2 separate regions of the Homo sapiens genome follow, and region 1 is linked to region 2. A link is a loop called in an ENCODE intact Hi-C map of the cell type or tissue named here. Cell type or tissue: MCF 10A. All regions are shown on one strand. Links, peaks and the distances in the headings refer to the core of each region. The heading gives the core; the rest is flanking DNA.

Region 1 (5,396 bases), core at 217-5,216, 850 kb before region 2:
AACATTTTATAAGAAATATTAAAAAAGAAAACCAAATCCAGGGGACATTTACCTATGATGGAATCAGTCTAACATCTCTGCAAAACATGATTACATCTAAGGTTCTGTCTATGGAAATTTTAGGCAGTTAGAAATTAGGTGAATAATTCAAATGAATCTAGTTATTTGGAGTTATCACAACAAAACATCCGGTGCTGGATTAAATTCTGTATTCTTAACTTGGTATCTAAGTGTAGTGCAGAGATATATAGCCTCACATTTGGTTAGTTTCTGAAAAATGAATTAAATTAAAACACACAACAGATCTTTTCTTCTTGCTGGGCTGTATCTGCATATCATAAAATGTGATAAAACAAAAAATGGAGAGGTTTTGATAAGCTGGTTCTAAGAATCCGTATTTTAATATATCTTTTCCAGATACTTGAAACATGTATTTACTCATTTCTTTCTCTTGAAACAGACTTCAAGAAATAAAACATCAATTCTATTAAATTGAGCTAAATCTGCATAAAGGCAAACTTTTTTTTAACAAATAAAGTGTATTTAGGACTTTATTATCTGAGGCTGGATCTTAGGTAATTTCAAGACATCTAATAATTTCCACCACATTCTTTATTTTGCCTCTCAAAAGAGTTTTTTATTGGTCTGGTCTTTCCAAATATATCTCTTGTAATTCTCCTTCAAACACTTTACATGGAAGCCCTCTCAGTCCATTCACTCTGGCTCCCTTTGGTTTGGCTTTTTTCTTTCCAACTTTACTAAGCTCTCTTTTATCCCATCACTTTCTTGTATCTAAATTAAAGTTATCTGTAAAGGCCTAGCTCAGAAATCACCTGCTTCATGCATTTTTCCTCATTCTCCCATTCAGAAGTGACCTCTCCTATGTCTGGACTCTTGTAGCACATACTCTGTCGTTATTGGAAGCAAAGCCTATGTTTTCTCCTTGGTAACTTCCTTAAAAGCTTGTCCCGGAACCATGTTTGAACAATATTTAATGAATAAGTAATAATAATAATAATACATTAATACTTCTTTCCTTTAACCAATCAAAACATCTGAATGATTTAGTAGATAATTTCACTTTTTAAATCAAGCTTTGTGTTTTATACAAATCATAAATTTCTCAACAAGAAGTCCACTTGATATGGAAGCTTTTTTTCCATGTTCTTTGTCAAAGAAACTTTAGGGAGTCATTTTTTTTAGCTTTTAAAATCAGAGATAACTTTACTCTGTCATACTGTATAGAAAAAGGTGATCATTCAACTATATTTTTTAACCCCAATCTCCCAAAACACTGGTTTGATTGAAGGAAATATTTAATGAGAATACACTAACCATCAGAGATTATAAGCTTATGAATTTCAAAAAGTTCATAATCACAAATATTACATATATATTTAAAATGAAAGTGACAAAAGAAAATAATATGTAGAGTAACATTCTGTGGGAGCCAGCACTATTACAGACTCTAGAACTTGTCCTGATCCCATGTTTGTATGTAGGTAGTTGGAGAGCTCTGGGTTATATTTAAGTGTAATATATCTCTATTTTTTATGTTATTGAGGGAAATAATATTTTAAACACACTAAGTATAATCTTCCATAATTTTATAATTTCAAAATCAAAAATTTAGAAATATTCAACTTCTGCTTTATTCTTCCAACTCTTTTAATTAGAGTTTCAGAAACCAAGGACCTACTATGTGTGAATGTATTACACACCTGTGTATTACATATGAAAAAAGTTTATATAAACATTGAGAGGCTTTTCTTAGTAATAAGATACATCTTTGGGGCCATTTTTTATGAATTACATTTTTGTGTCTACTTTCTTTTTGAAATCTTAAGTGTATTACTAAGTACCAAGTAAAGGAAAGAGTGGATGCTATAAATATATGATAGAATCAGCTCACTCATAGAAAGGGTCCTGTGCCCTAAAAGAATAAATCTTAGAACGTTGAATCATTTTTGTAACTCAATTAATTGAGGGGGCATTTCAGGTAAACAAATGTTACCTTCTGTGATGCAATTCAATCTGTTTTAAATTATTCTTTGACCATTTCACTTTCTTTGGCTGTTAGATGGTTCAACATCATTGTGTTTTATTACTCCATTGTGGCTAACCTTAATTAAATCGGTAGTGTCTCTTTGACTGCACATCTGTCTTCAATTAGTTTGCTCTGTTGGCTTTTCTTCCCTCTACCACACAGTACTTAAATATGCAAAGCTATCACTGTACTTACCACATGATGGCAGCACTTTGCTCTGAGAGCACGGATTAAATTGTAGACTTCACTTTTACTACTTTTATATCACATCCAGTTATCTGAAATTTAAAAGGCAAGGTCTCTGCCTATCCTACTAAATTCCAAAAAATTAGTGTTTGGAATGTAAATAGGTTGCTGTCTATGATGTTCCATTATTGGTTTTATATCTTTGGTCCAGCACAGAGCTATTTCCAAATATTCTGAGGAGTAATTTATTATGTAGGTAGCTTGTACTTTCCCAAATTACTTGGTTAATACAGTAGTAAATATCTTCCTAGATACAGTCTCTAAAATTTTAAGATTAACCGAAATAAAAAGCAATCAATAATTTTGTTTATTCCAATACTTAATGATGGAACGGAAATAACTACCTAGCAGTTTTAGAAATCAAGTATTTGGGAATTTTTACCCCCTGTAGCTAGCTTTAATTTAGCTAGTATTTACTTCAGGTACCTTTCTCCTCTCTTTCTTTGTTTCTTTCTCTGTCCATCCCTCTTTCCTTTCCTTCTTCCCTCCTCCTGTCTCTGTCATCTACCTGTTGTTATTGCTGTTACTGTTTTTGTTTTTTGATATTTTTACTAAAGGGATTTTGCAGTTTTATCTCATGTTTTAATTTTCTTTTGAACGTGGACCTGAAAATTTCAGGTTTTAAGTGTCATTGTGCCAGCATTATTTGGAATGTTTTCCCTTGAATTATGTACAATCACACTTCATGTATGTTTTCTATTACAGTTCAGGGGTTCTAGTTTAAGAAGAGGTACTGCATCTTAAAAGTAATTTAGAAGTTTAATTTTTTTCCAAATCTACTTCAGTATAATTATTATCTATTTGGGAAAATCTAAAGCAAACTGGACACTAGAAAAATGGGCTAGCTTCAATAGAGCTATTTGTAGTTTTCACACACCACCAAATCACAAGTTTTCACAAATACAGGTGTTGAAACTCTGATATCTCTATCAGTCATTTGTAAGTCGTTAGGCATGGAAGTTGAAGGAAGGATGTCATTGACAATTTCTTTTTTAAATGACAAATTATTAGATGACTATTAGTCATTACAGATATATTTTATATATATATGTAAACAATATATCTATTATAAAGGTATGACAAGTCATGAGAAATGGAATGTTGCAGGCTTTTTTCTTATAAAAATAAAAATATTTCCCTTAAGATATGTCATATTCACATAGTAGCTCCTTTTAGAGAAGAAGATGAAGACGGGTTGCCTCCATTTGCTGTGTTCCAGAAAGATGGTAAATCTCGTATATTCACAGTTTTCTCTCTCCATGCACATTGGCCTTATGACTGAATTCTTAATGACATCTTAATGAACAATTTAGTTTGTTTATAATGATTCATTATCTGGCTTTATAGATAATAAGATCAATGATCACTTCAGGAAACAGAAGTAATCGTATAAAACAATGTAACAAATGAAAATGAAGTTAGCTTAACTAATAGCACGGTATAGAGGAATTTTTTCTTACATGAAAAAATACATGTTGGCTCCGTATACTATAATCCTTGCTTTTAAAAGGAAATCATAATGTTGCCTTTTAAGTAGGTCTTCCTTTTTTTGAGGGGTTTTTAGTTCAGAAGTGATTTTGGAAGAAACCACTTAAAATATAGTTTAAGTGAGAATTAAAATTGTATAGTAAATAATGAAAGAAAGTTTGACTAAGACATTATCATAGATGAAAATTAAGAAAGTAAATTCATTTTGTCTTTAATAAATTCAGGCCGTAATTCCAGCTATGTTCGAATAAATAGAATGAAAAAAGAATGTATCCAGTGCTGAGTTCCGGTTTGGTGCTATAAAATGCAAATACAATAATGATCTTTATCTTTAAAAGATTAATAGCATGGGGGATCATATGTGAAAGAAAAAACATTCAATTTTGAGCTACATCAAATTTTCATGGGCGATTTTTAATTTTTCAATCTTCCTTTTATTCTCTTTTGAAGCAGAAGCATTTTCTTTCTTGCTGTTTGCTTGCACTACACTTGCATTAGGCTGTCAGATAGGTATTTCCAACTGACAATTGGAGAAAAAAAAAACTCAAGCAGGAATAAAGACTACTGTAAAACATGCAGGTTTGTTTGAGTAAAAAGTCATTCTAAAAATAGTCATTTTGAAAAAAGTTCTTACATAATCCTGAAACTGTGAGAACTTACATCACGACTGCTTAGATAACAAGAATGCTGTCCTTAAATGGAATCCGAACATTTTGAAAATTCATTAAATTTTGCCCAAATGAAAAAGGTTGAGCACATTTCCAGTTTGTTTTCATATTATTCCAATTTGGTCAATGGCCACGAAGTAAAGAGGAAGTTTGGACAGTTATTTGATAAATGCACGTCTGGTCTCATGAGACCTAACCTCTCTAGCTAATGTCATTAATCTTTCTCCAAACAGATTATATTAATGATCTATTAATCTATAACAATCATTTCATCAATCTTTCTCCAAATAGATCCTTAAAAAATACTTTCTGTCTATATATAGATGGTTATATTGCAGTGGATTGTACAGGTTATGATAGAACCAGAGGCAGAACAAATAAATTATAATTAATTATATTTTCCAGATATTTTTAAACATGATGATGTTTGGTTGCACCTAAATGTAAATCAGTGACCAATTGCATTTTTCTTTTTCCTCTCAGTTGAAGATAGACAAAACTCACTTTTCTGACTCTTCATAATTTTTTCCAGATACCTTTAAATTGATTATTCAATAAATATTACTAGCATGAGAGATTCATGAAGACAGTAATATTTGTCTATTTTGTTTGCTGTAGTATCACCAACACCTTGAAGAGGTTCTGTGACATTATTTGCACTAAAAATAATATCAGCAAATGTATGTAAAAATGATGACCTAATAAAAGTAATTCAGATCATATTTTTCATAAATGATAAGCACGTTTGCAAATATCCTTTTGGCATTAAATATTTTGAAACTCATCAAATTATATACTTGAAATTGAGGATCAAGTATTTCGTAAGAAGCTTTCCATTTTTCCTCAAATTTGAATGAAAGTGATAATCTTCAGTTTTTCTATTGTTATGCCAATACAATTAATTTCCACTATATGGGATCAGTAATGTAGATAATGGAAGATGAAAT
Region 2 (5,396 bases), core at 172-5,171:
TTAGTTAGTTGGTTAACTGCTTAGTTAGTAACTTGCCTGAAGAGAAACACCAGTAAGCAGCATAATCGCCATTTTAAACCCAGACACCAGGGTCCATGTTCCAAACATTCCAATTTTTTTAAGAGAATATGATTTAGGAAAGACTTCATAATAGTTATCCAAATACTATACTAGCAGGAACCTATCTTTAATAAATGTTAATAATGAACTATATATAGTTTTAAAATAAAAACCTTTCAAAGCAGTTGGTGCTTCAAAAATCAGTGTCTGTGATTGAACTCGGCAAATAAAGTCCTATATTCCAGGTTGTGTCAGATGGCAGAACATACTCTCTGAGATTTCCAGCTGCACACATATTAGTGATTTGGTTAGTTAATTGAATACCGACCCTTGTAGGCTGTTGGGTTTTGGCTAGTCTTTTAGGCTCGGCAAACACGAATAACAGGATGGCTAAATAACGTAGGCAAAATTATTGAAGAACAAATTCCTAAGGGAACTAAGAAATGTTTTAAGAAAAATTGTCAGCTAATAATGGTTATTCTTATTTCTGGAAATATATATACATAGATAAATACGTAAAGAAATGCACAGAGAGAAAGACAGATATTTCTGGTTATGGTCACAAAAGAAGAAAGAAGTTTCCAAGAAAGGGTTTAAGGGTAATAAATCATTTACACATAGTTACTGATGTTTAGATTATTTTGTCCAAAAGATTCCAACATTTTCAAACAATGTTACCACTAATGTACCTAAACTAAAGACAACATTTTATACTCTGTCCACTTAAGAAATTGACTCACTATGAAACCAATAATAAATGCCATAAACTTCAGTAAAGAAGTTATCCACTGATTTCTTTAATCTTATTCTAGACTTTAATACTGCCCATATTTTTTTTTCTTCCTGGCAATAAGTGATCTAATTGTTTGACAAGCAGTTTCTGAGTTGTATACCTGAAAAAAAAAAAAAAAAAGGATGGAGGGAGGCAGAAAAAAAGAGGAGAAAGAAGAAAGGGAGGGAGGAATGTAAATCATAATTCAGGGTAATATATTTTTAATTTTCCTCTTTTCTTTCCAAGTCTTGAGTCCTCTTTCACATGCTCTGTAATCTCCATTATTTTTCAACTGCCCCTGTTAATGCCATAACCAAACCAGTTGGTATTGTGTGATTTATTCAATAAATATTTATTGAGTTTGTATTATTTGCAAGGCAATCTACACGGGCGTAAGATAACTTAGATACCAAACAGTCTCTTCTTGTTAATTATTTGGAGCACTTCTTTAGTTGTTCAGATTCTCTTGATAGAGGATGAAGTTTCAATTGTTAGCATAAAGTGAAGAAAACAATTATATTCCATCACAAAAGAAGAGGAAGGATTTAGATAAAACCAATGCAATTATCCATTAGTCAGTTGTCAAGAAACTGAGCAAAATGGCCTAATATTGTGTAATATTTTATAGTATTTTCAACTGTCAGACAATTGGCAGAGAGATGTAAAATTTTACACATCACATAAAACTGACAAACTCAATGAATATACCTGTTTTACATTAAAATAAAGAGAAACATACATTAACTTTAAATTTGTGAAGAATATGACTGAAAATAGGAATATTCAAAATAAATTATATTTTGGCTTTGAAAGTGAATTTTATAGTTCAAAGGAATCACAATGAACATGGAGAAAACCTGGCAGAAGGCTTTTGAAGCCTCTTCTCCCCACCCTCCACCACCCCATAAGTACTGCCTCTTCTTAACATCATTCCAAATAGCCATCCATGGAAGAGACAATACATGGAAAAAAGAATGTGATGTTGGTGAGATCCCAAAGATGGAATAAGAAATCTAAAATTGTTATTTTTGCCACCTTTTATTCAGCTTTACTATAATGTATACAAATGATTTGGCAAATCATTTTGTACACGAACCAGATGATTATTGTATATGAGCCAGATTTTACATAAGGAAGGATTTCAGGTGCAGTGCCTTTTTATTTGAATCTGTTGTTTTATTATTGGGTTTATTTTTGATGGGCGGTATAAGTGGTTATTTTGCATTACTAGGTAGTTCTGGCTTTTCATGTTCCAGTGCATAACACTAGCACCATGTGGAGGCCAGGACTGGTACTACATGTTTTCAGTTGTCAAGGAAATATAGTTACAAACCTATTTGTGCTCACAATTTGTTTCTTAAAACAAAAATAAGAATTTGCTTTATTAAATGATAATGTGACACTTTATGTTCTGAAAATAGCTAGTTTTCAAGAATGGGTCTTGCTAGTTAAGGGGGAAAATTTTTAAGTGTTAACAGTAAGAATTCTGTTCAGGAAATACTGCTTAATAAATGGCTCAGACTGTTTAAAAGATGACCATAAATATACCAGAAACAAAGGTGATAGACAAATATGTTTTGTGAAAATGTGTTGATTAAAATCTAGCAAACTCAGTTAAATTTTATAATTTAGAAAACTCTAAATTAAATCAGTCCTGATTTTTAACTATCATGTCTCATACTTAAAGCATCTTTACTGTTACTGTTACGATGAGACAATGATATAATTCCTGCAGGTCCTCTTTGTATAATCACATGTTTATAGTAAGCAATAAATAATGCAAAAATATGAACAAAAAATATAAACTGCTGTAACCTCTAACCTCATTCCTCTTGATTGCCAAAAACTAAAAACAAAATAAAACAACATCTTTCCCTTGAGATCTAAATAGAAAAAATATTTTCAACCTAGAATTTCACTTTGTATTATATAGGACTAAGAAATTATCATGTTTCCAAAGAGAAATTAGTGTATGCATGTAGAGCTATGCCTAAAATTAATTCCAGGAGAATTTCAATGCATTGTTTAATGATCTCAAGGTAGATCACTAATCATTGTTGAGAAAAGTTATAAAAATGGAATTTCAATTAAAACTCTACTGTAAGAAATTTTAATAACTAAGTAAGAAAAGCGAACTAGTATATCATGTTTGTACAATAAAATTGATAAGAGTTATGCAGGGCTAAAATGCAAGAAACAATAATATGTTTTACAAATAAGGGTGAAAATCAAGTTAAAGATTTCCTGAGTGATACAAGTTTTAAATAAGAGTCTACCTTGCCAGTTATTTTCAATGAAGTAAGCTTTACAGTATTAAAATCATGACATATTATTTATTTCCAATGACAGGATAAAAATTTATGGAAATTCATTTAAATTCCCAGAATGCGCTATTTCCTACAGTTTTTCAACTATAACGATATTAACATTGACATTTGATGAAAATCATTCAAGTATAAATTTCCCCATTCTGAATAAGCAATCAAGTTAGTTAAATATTCCTTCTAGAATTTTTCATTTTTTTTCCATTATTCAGTATACAATTTCTTCATATCTTTCCCACATAATCAAATGATTCCTCTTTATTGAATAATTCCCAAACAGCATAGAAAAAATGTAGTTTCCCATCATAAAAATAAATCTCCCCCTAATCTCACTTATCCTCCAGTGAAAGATTCATTTCTGGTTCCAACTTATAGTTAATTTCTTCAAAATACTGTCTATACTCTGTCTTCATTTGTTCACCTCTCATTTTCTCCTGAATCTACTCTATCATTTAGAATTTTGTTTGGTTGCAGGTGGTAGAAAACCCAAACAACAGTGATTTAAATATGACAAATTTGACTTCTCCTTCTTGTAAACACAGTCCTGGGGTAAGTCCAAGGCTGGTGTGCCAGAGTAAGGATCATTACCGACATGAACACTTTCTATCTTGTAGTTGTTTTTCCATCTTCAAAAGGTAGTCTCCATCGCATAGTCCAAACTCTAGCCATCACATCCTTTTTGTGGGCAACAATAATTAAGAATTAATAAAGAAGGGTATAACTATGGCTTGAATGTCCCCTGCTATACTCATGTTGAAATTTAATTGCCATTATGACCGTATTAAAAGGTGGGACCTTTAAGAGGTTACTAGGTCCTGAAGGCTCTGCCTTTATGATGGATTAATGCTATTGTCTTGAGAGTGGGCTCCTGATGAAAGGATGAGGTCAGCCAGCTTTCTTCTCTGTCTTGCTGTCAAACATGTGCACCTCCTCACCATGGATGCCTCCCCCCATGTTATGAGGCAGCAAAAAAAACCCTCACCAGATGTGGCCTCTCAAACTCAACTTTCCTGCCTCCAGAACCATGAGCCAAATAAGCTATTATTAATTAATTAACCAGTCTGTGGTTTGCTATTATAGCAGCGAAAAAAGGACTAAGAGAGTTTTGCCTTCTGCTTTTAAAGACACTTCATAGAAGCCCCCGTGTTCCTGACCTCTAAATTTTTGAGTGCCACAGGATTTAGACCTATGACTTCATCTGTTCTCCATCCATACTCACCCAATATAGCAAATTTGCAATGTGTCAACTTGGCTAAACTGAACCACCTTTCCTAGAGTTCCCTTTTGTGTTTATTTCCAATTTGGCTGAGTCAAAAAGGAGATTCTTGGGAGAATTGAAGGGTGGAAAACAAACAACAGTCATTTTTGTAAAACACACTGGTTGCTTACACGTTGGTTTCAGTGGCAGCTTTCCGGCCTGCCACTGCTACACCTTCCAAGGAACCTCCTTCAGCGTCTCTGTCTCCTAGACCAGGCGTGTGTCTTTAACTCCATGACTAAGGGCTCCAGCTTCTGCAGGACACCCACATCACCAAAATCAGAGGCGACAAGACCTGATACTGGTTTTCGTCTGTCTTCATTGGGTTCTTATTCATTGTTCATGCATGGAGGTTTTAGCTTGTTCTTTCTCTCTTTCGTTTTGTAAGCTTCTTTTCTGACTACCCACCCTCTGTACAACAAGCTGTATTGTTAGGCAGGAACATAACTACCTTATAATGACTTATTAATCAGCTTCCAAAAATGTATAATTTGAAATCCTTATGACAAATCCATATTTATCTTCTAGGGAAACTGCTTCTTCTATTGAACCCTGACTAGTACACCCTCTAGAAATCTTATCCAAGACCATGGTTTTTCGTAACATCAAAGTGCTGAGGATCCCAAATTTATACAAATAAACTCAACCATTCAACCCTTTCCACTAAATTACAGATTTTATATCCACTTGCCTTCCAGATATCTCCACTTGCATGTTTAATAAGCATCTGTACCTTAATATGTTCTGGTTTCTAACCTGCCCTTTATTCCCTCCATCTATAAACCTACTTCCACCCTCTAAATAAATGAACACATCTAGGTCCCTTCCCACAAATGCTCTTCTGCTCCATGTCAATTAGGATAAAAATAAAATCCTTATAGTTGTCTAGGAAGTCTTTCTTGATGCGGACTCCTACTATATCTTTGACCTTATCTATCATTTTCTTTCTCCCTCACCCCATTCAAGACACATTGAGTCCCTT

Evidence for each region. Peaks named below come from ENCODE experiments on the same cell type or tissue, not always from the same donor. Only the 100,000 strongest peaks of a DNase experiment are listed, where the experiment ranks them.
Region 1: a loop joins it to region 2, with 26 times the contacts of the local background. A loop is called at or near these places in 9 of 110 quality-filtered maps.

What each region holds. Positions count from the first base shown.
Region 1 is chr7:82,808,599-82,813,994 of GRCh38, forward strand. The region is part of intron 20 of PCLO (piccolo presynaptic cytomatrix protein); the gene reads right to left. Among named protein-coding and RNA genes, the nearest start is that of PCLO, 350 kb to the right of the region's middle. In MCF 10A, for the core only: CTCF peaks have their summits at 2,250 (motif pointing right) and 2,449; no DNase peak of the experiment used is centred there.
Region 2 is chr7:83,654,051-83,659,446 of GRCh38, forward strand. No RefSeq gene overlaps it. Among named protein-coding and RNA genes, the nearest start is that of SEMA3E, 7.6 kb to the left of the region's middle. In MCF 10A, for the core only: a CTCF peak has its summit at 2,119; no DNase peak of the experiment used is centred there.